Linked DNA regions of Homo sapiens: region 2 is linked to region 1. A link is an interaction called in ENCODE POLR2A ChIA-PET data of the cell type or tissue named here. Cell type or tissue: A673. All regions are shown on one strand. Links, peaks and the distances in the headings refer to the core of each region. The heading gives the core; the rest is flanking DNA.

Region 1 (2,910 bases), core at 119-2,618:
GAATAACCCTTGGAGGAATTTCTAGGATGGGCTGCTTTGGCCAAAGCAAGCTGTGCATTATGATGGGTGACAAATGCCCAGATGATGCCACCAAAGGCCATAAAACAGCCCCAGATGGTTGGGGGTGTTTGTTTTGCTTCCCATCCACTCTGCTTGGAGCTATGCCAGCACCAATCCAGAGTGGAAGCCAAGTGTTGCAGGGAGGGCCTCGCATAATTGGGAATGGGGAAGTTCCCCCAGGCAGAGGAGTGGGGCTCAAGTTGAACTCCTCTGCCCTCCTGCACTTTCAGGCTTACAGTGCCCAGTTGCTCTCTCCCTGCTCTAACTCACACATGTACTCCCAAGAAAGAGTTTGAGGTAAGTCATTTACGCTTTAGTATGAATTTAAGTGTCCCAGGGCCTCTGGTTTCATCGTGGAATGAGAAGCTTTATTATTTCCCCCTGAAATGTCACCATGTCAGGGGTCTTTGGCCTTAAATAAGAAAATGGAAGATCAGGCATGGTAGCTCACGCCTGTAATCCCAACACTTTGAGAGGCTGAGATGGGTGGATTGCTTGAACTCAGGAGTTTGAGATCACCCTGGGCAATATGGTGAAACCGTGTCTCTACTTAAAAAAAAAAAATACAGGCCGGGTGCAGTGGCTCACACCTGAAATCCCGGCACTTTGGGAGGCCAAGGCAGGCGGATCACTTGAGGTCAGGAGTTCAAGACTAGCCTGGTGAATGGTGAAACTCCGTCTCTACTAAAAATACAAAAAATTAGCCGGGTGTGGTGGTGGGCGCCTGTAATCCCAGCTACTCGGGAGGCTGAAGCAGGAGAATTGCTTGAACCCAAGAGGCAAAAGTTGCAGTGAGCTGAGATTGCACCATTGCACTCCAGCCTGGGTGACAGAGCGAGACTCCATCTCAAAAAAAAAAAAAAAGAAAGAAAGAAAGAAAAAAAAATACAAAAACACTAGCCAGGCATGGTGGCATGTGCCTGTAGCCCCAGCTACTTCAGAGGCTTCGGCGGGAGAATCACTTGAGTCTGGGAGGCAGAAATTGCAGTGAGCCGAGATCGTGCCACTGTACTCCAGCCTGGACAACAGTGTGAGACCCTGTCTCAAAAAAAAAAGAAAGAAAATAAATAAATAAAATGGAGGCCGGGCAAGGTGGCTCATGCCTGTAATCCCATTATTTCGGGAGGCTGAGATGGGAGGATCACTAGAGGCCAGGAGTTTGAGACCAGCCTAGGCAACAAAGAAAGATCCTCCATCTCTACAAAAAAAAAAAACTTAAAAAAAAAATTAACTGGGTATGGTGATGCATGCCTATAGTCCCAGCTACTATAGTCCCAGCTACTCAGGAGGCTGAGGTGGGAGGATCATTTGAACCCAGGAGTGCCAGGTTGCAGTGAGCTATGATCAGCCTGGGTGACAGAGGGAGATCCTGTCTCAAAAAAGAAAAAAAAAAAAAGGAAAAGAAAATGGGGAGCTGATGAGAGTTCTAATACTGGTGTTTCAGCCATACCAAGGCCTAGCCACCCAAGTCCCCAAGGTCAGGACTTGCCCTACCCTCCAAGCCCAGTAATGTATGCACTTTCTTTTATTTCTCATTAAGGACACATGAATAAAAAGCATGAAAGCTTCTGTATGTATCCTTAAAATAGAAGGATTTAAAGAGTTTTGTTTTTTTTTTTAATGCTAAAATGGTAGAAAGGGCCAGGCGTAGTGGCTCACGCCTGTAATCCTAGCACTTTGGGAGACCAAGGCCGGCCGATTACTTGAAGTCAAGAGTTCAAAACCAGTCTGACCAACATGGTGAAACCCGTCTCTACTAAAAATACAAAAAATTAGCCGGGCGTGGTGGCATGCACTCCTAGTCCCAGCTACTCAGGAGGCTGAGGCAGGAGAATTGCTTGAACCCGGGAGGCAGAGGTTGCAGTGAGCCAAGATTGTGCCATTGCACTACAGTCTGGGCAAAAGAGCAAGACTCTATCTCAAAAAAAAAAAAAAAAAAAAAGAATGGTAGAAAGAGAAAAAGAATAACACAGGGCTCCAAAGTCATAAAGGAAAAGATGGACAGATGTGACAACACAAAACTTTGCAACCAAGTGTGGTGACTCATGCCTGTAATCACAAGACATTGGGAGGCTGAGGTGGGAGGATCACTTGAGGCCAGGAGTTCGAGACCAGCCTGGACAATATAGCAAGAACACTCTTTAAAAAAACAAAACAAACAAAAAACTCCTGTGCAACAAAAATACATCATCAACCAGAGGTTGCAAACTGCTGTCCTGCAAATGCAACCCAGCCCAAACAGGTGGTGTCTTTTATAGTGCTTACAAATTTTTGAACGAGTTGCCAGGGTTTTTAAATTGGAATTTTTGGCTGGGCATGGCGGCTTACGCCTGTAACCCCAGCACTCTGGGAGGCCAAGACAGGCAGATCGCCTGAGGTCAGGAGTTTGAGACCAGCCTGGCCAACATGGTGAAAACCCATCTCTACTAAAAATACAAAATTAGCCAGGCGTTATGGCGGGTGCCGGTAATCCCAGCTACTCCGGAGACTGAGGCAGGGGAATTGCTTGAACCGGGAGGCAGAGGTTGCAGTGAGCCGAGATCACACCACTGCAATCCAGCCTGGTTGTCAGAGCGAGACTCCATCTCAAAAAAAAAAAATTGGAAATTTTCCTGTAAAAACCCGTATATACGGCATCTCCTGAAAAATCAGAAGATTTGGCACACAGGTTTCCACCTTCCCACCCAGCAGTGGTTGGCTGGAGCCCAGGAGGGGCTGCCAATCCTAGACAGTTGCCCTCCACACCTGCTTCACTTATTTGTGCTGCTTGCCCAAGATTTGCCATAAACAAAAGGAATAAACAAAAGATACTTCAGGAGACTACATTTGCTACACATCCTACAAAAAGTG
Region 2 (2,910 bases), core at 316-2,815, 250 kb before region 1:
TGGGGCAACTCAGCTTCATTCTTGATGTTCCAGAGAAGCATTGTCATCCTGCCTCCCCACCAAAGTCCAGGAAGTAAGGAAGGGTGTGAGAAGGAGCCCAGGAAGATGATGCTTCCTGGCTGGAGTCCTGTGTGGTGAGGTGAGGTGAGGTGGAAAGGGCCACAGAATGGGAGGGAGGGTATGGGGACGAAGGTGGCTCTGTGTGTTCCAGAGCTGTCCTGTATGCCATCTCATGGAACCCTCACATTAACCCTGTTGTTCCTGTTTCACAGATGAGGAAACTGAGTCTCTTCATCAAAACCAGCAAAGCCAAGAGCAGAAGAAGCCCCCTCTTGAGCCCAGGTCTTTCTGGTTTCTGAGTCCACACCAAGCTTTTTGCACAAAACCTTGCACCTCCCCTCTAGGACTCAAGAGCTGGATGCCTGGTCCTGCGGCTGTGGGCTGCAAATTGCCCTGCATTTCAAGAGCTCAGTGCCCTTGTCTGGAAAAGAAGACTAGTAGGATTCTCCCAGATCTTCCACTCCCAACCCTGGATGTCCAGAGAGTTCTATGGGGTAGCCGATAAATGGCCCATTGTGGGCCAGAAGGTGCAAGCCCCAAGTGTGGGCTTGATTACTCCCAGGGACTTGTGGTCCCCCACCCCCAGTTCCCAGAAGCATCTATATCAGTTGTCTGGGAAGCTGATTCTATCAAGCCAGTTCTGGGTGCTATGGCTGATCCAGTTACTATTTCTGCATATCAAACTACTCTAATCCCAGGTGGCTAAAAAGAACAATAATTTCATTATATTTTACAATTTTTTAGGTCAAGAATTCGAGCAAGGTTTGACTACACAACTCTTCTGCTTCGAAAGGCATTGAGGGAGGTCTCTCGGTGGTATTCAGCTAGTGAATGGCTTGTTCTGGAGGCTTCACTTACATATCTAGAACCTAGGCAGGGATGGCTGGCAGGCTAGGCTAATCTAGTGTCGTCTACCAGAGTGATCTTTCCAGCATATAGTTCTCAGAGTAGCTGGAATTCTCACACCATGACCTGGGGCTCCAGCCAACCAGGAGGAAGCTGCATTGGCGTTTATGATTCAGCCTTGGAGGTTACATTGAGGCACTTTGGCCATCCTCTATTAGTTGAAGCAGTCACAAGCCCACCCAGATTCAAGGGAGAGGATATAGACCCCACCTCCAATTGGAAGGAGTGTCAGAGAATTGAGGCCTTGTTTTAAAGGCGTCATAATGGCTCAGCTGCCCAAGTTTGCCCACAGCCCTCCAGGCCCCCACCCCTTCCTTTCTCTACTCCTTCCCCCCTGCCTGCAGCCACACTCCTACCAGGGAGGCAGCCAAGGGCTCACCTCCTCTCTCAGAAACCGATCTGAAACACTTATTCATTGAAAGTGTCAGGGTCTCCATGTGTTAGTCCCCTGAGGAGCATTTTCACTTTAAAATTGTGGCTCAAATGGTGGGGCATAACCAAAGGAATGCATTGCTAATGGTGGAATTTCAGGCATTTACCACAGACCAGTAGGGGATATATTTTTTGGCCAAGGGACTTTCCTGCTGCAGACAGCTGGCTGTTCAGTCTACCCTGAACCCATAAACACTAAACTGTGGCCACTGGGGCTCTACAAGCTGCTTGGACAGCAGCTTCTGCACCGTGGTTCCCCAACCACCACTGAAAATCTGTACCCAGACGACGCAGGAGGGGAGGGAATGATGTTTCTGGGCCATGCTGGTGGCCAGCTCAGAGCTGCGCAGATTTACTGCTCCACAGTGTAAAAGCATGAGATTAAAGAGAGCCGCGTGTGCAGAACTCAAGTTTGTTTGAAACTTAAAATATTTATGTAGCATAGGCCCCCTTCGAGCAGCCTACCTTCTTTTCCTCATTATTGTATTTCTCAGCACTAACAAAACTGTGTGTGAGAAACAAGGAACATGTCAAAAATAAATAAAAGATTATGGGATAACAACCTGATCTAGAATAATGCTAATTTCAAGCAAGGGGGAAAAAACTCCCACAACTGTGTCACACACACACACACACACACACACACGTGCGCAACATTGTTTATCTTATTAGTTTTCTTGGTTTGGTTCAACCTGATGTCAGGATGAAGTGGGAAGTGGGTATGGCCAGTAAATCTGTTTTTTGGATAAATTTCAGAAATTTCTGCACATATTCCTTTTAATGTTCCTCCACCCCTGACACCAACCTTTTTAAACCAAGACTTGTAGTACTTAGTTTCAAGGGAAGAGGTGGAGAGACTTCTGGGAGGTTCTGAAGGGAGGCACCAAAGACATTATGGGTAACTTTTTTTTTTTTTTTTTTTTTTGAGACAAGGTCTCGCTCTGTCACCCAGGCTGGAGTGCAGTGGTGCCATCACAGCTCACTACAGCCTCAACTTCCCAGGCTCAAGTGATCCTCCTGCGTCAGCCTCCCGAGTAGTTGGGACTACAGCTGTGCACCACTACCCCCAGCTAATTTTTGTATTTTTTAAGAGATGAAATTGGGCTGGGTTCGGTAGCTCACACCTGTAATCCCAGTACTTTGGGAGGCCAAGGCGGGTGGATCACCTGAGGTTGGGAGTTGAGACCAACCTGGCCAACATGGCAAAACCACGTCTCTACTAAAAATGCAAAAATTAGCCAGGCGTGGTGGTGTGCACCTGTAATCCCAGCTACTCAGGAGGCTGAGGCAGGAGAATCTCTTGAAGCTGGGAGGTGGAGGTTGCCGTGAGCCAAGATCGCACAATTGCACTCAAGCCTGGGTGACAGAGTGAGACTCCATCTCAAAAAATAAATAAATAAATAAAAGAGAGATGAAGTCTCATCACTGTGTTGCCCAGGCTGGTCTCAAACTCCTGGCCTCAAGCAATCCTCCTGCCTCAGACTCCTGAGTCTCTGGGATTACAGGCATGAG

Evidence for each region. Peaks named below come from ENCODE experiments on the same cell type or tissue, not always from the same donor. Only the 100,000 strongest peaks of a DNase experiment are listed, where the experiment ranks them.
Region 2: POLR2A ChIA-PET joins it to region 1 with 10 read pairs; 2 of 35 experiments call an interaction of 5 or more read pairs at or near these places.

What each region holds. Positions count from the first base shown.
Region 1 is chrX:40,255,717-40,258,626 of GRCh38, reverse strand. No RefSeq gene overlaps it. Among named protein-coding and RNA genes, the nearest start is that of LINC03099, 5.7 kb to the left of the region's middle. In A673, for the core only: no CTCF peak of the experiment used is centred there; no DNase peak of the experiment used is centred there.
Region 2 is chrX:40,503,572-40,506,481 of GRCh38, reverse strand. No RefSeq gene overlaps it. Among named protein-coding and RNA genes, the nearest start is that of ATP6AP2, 76 kb to the left of the region's middle. In A673, for the core only: no CTCF peak of the experiment used is centred there; a DNase peak (open chromatin) is centred at 1,471; H3K27ac peaks cover 559 bases.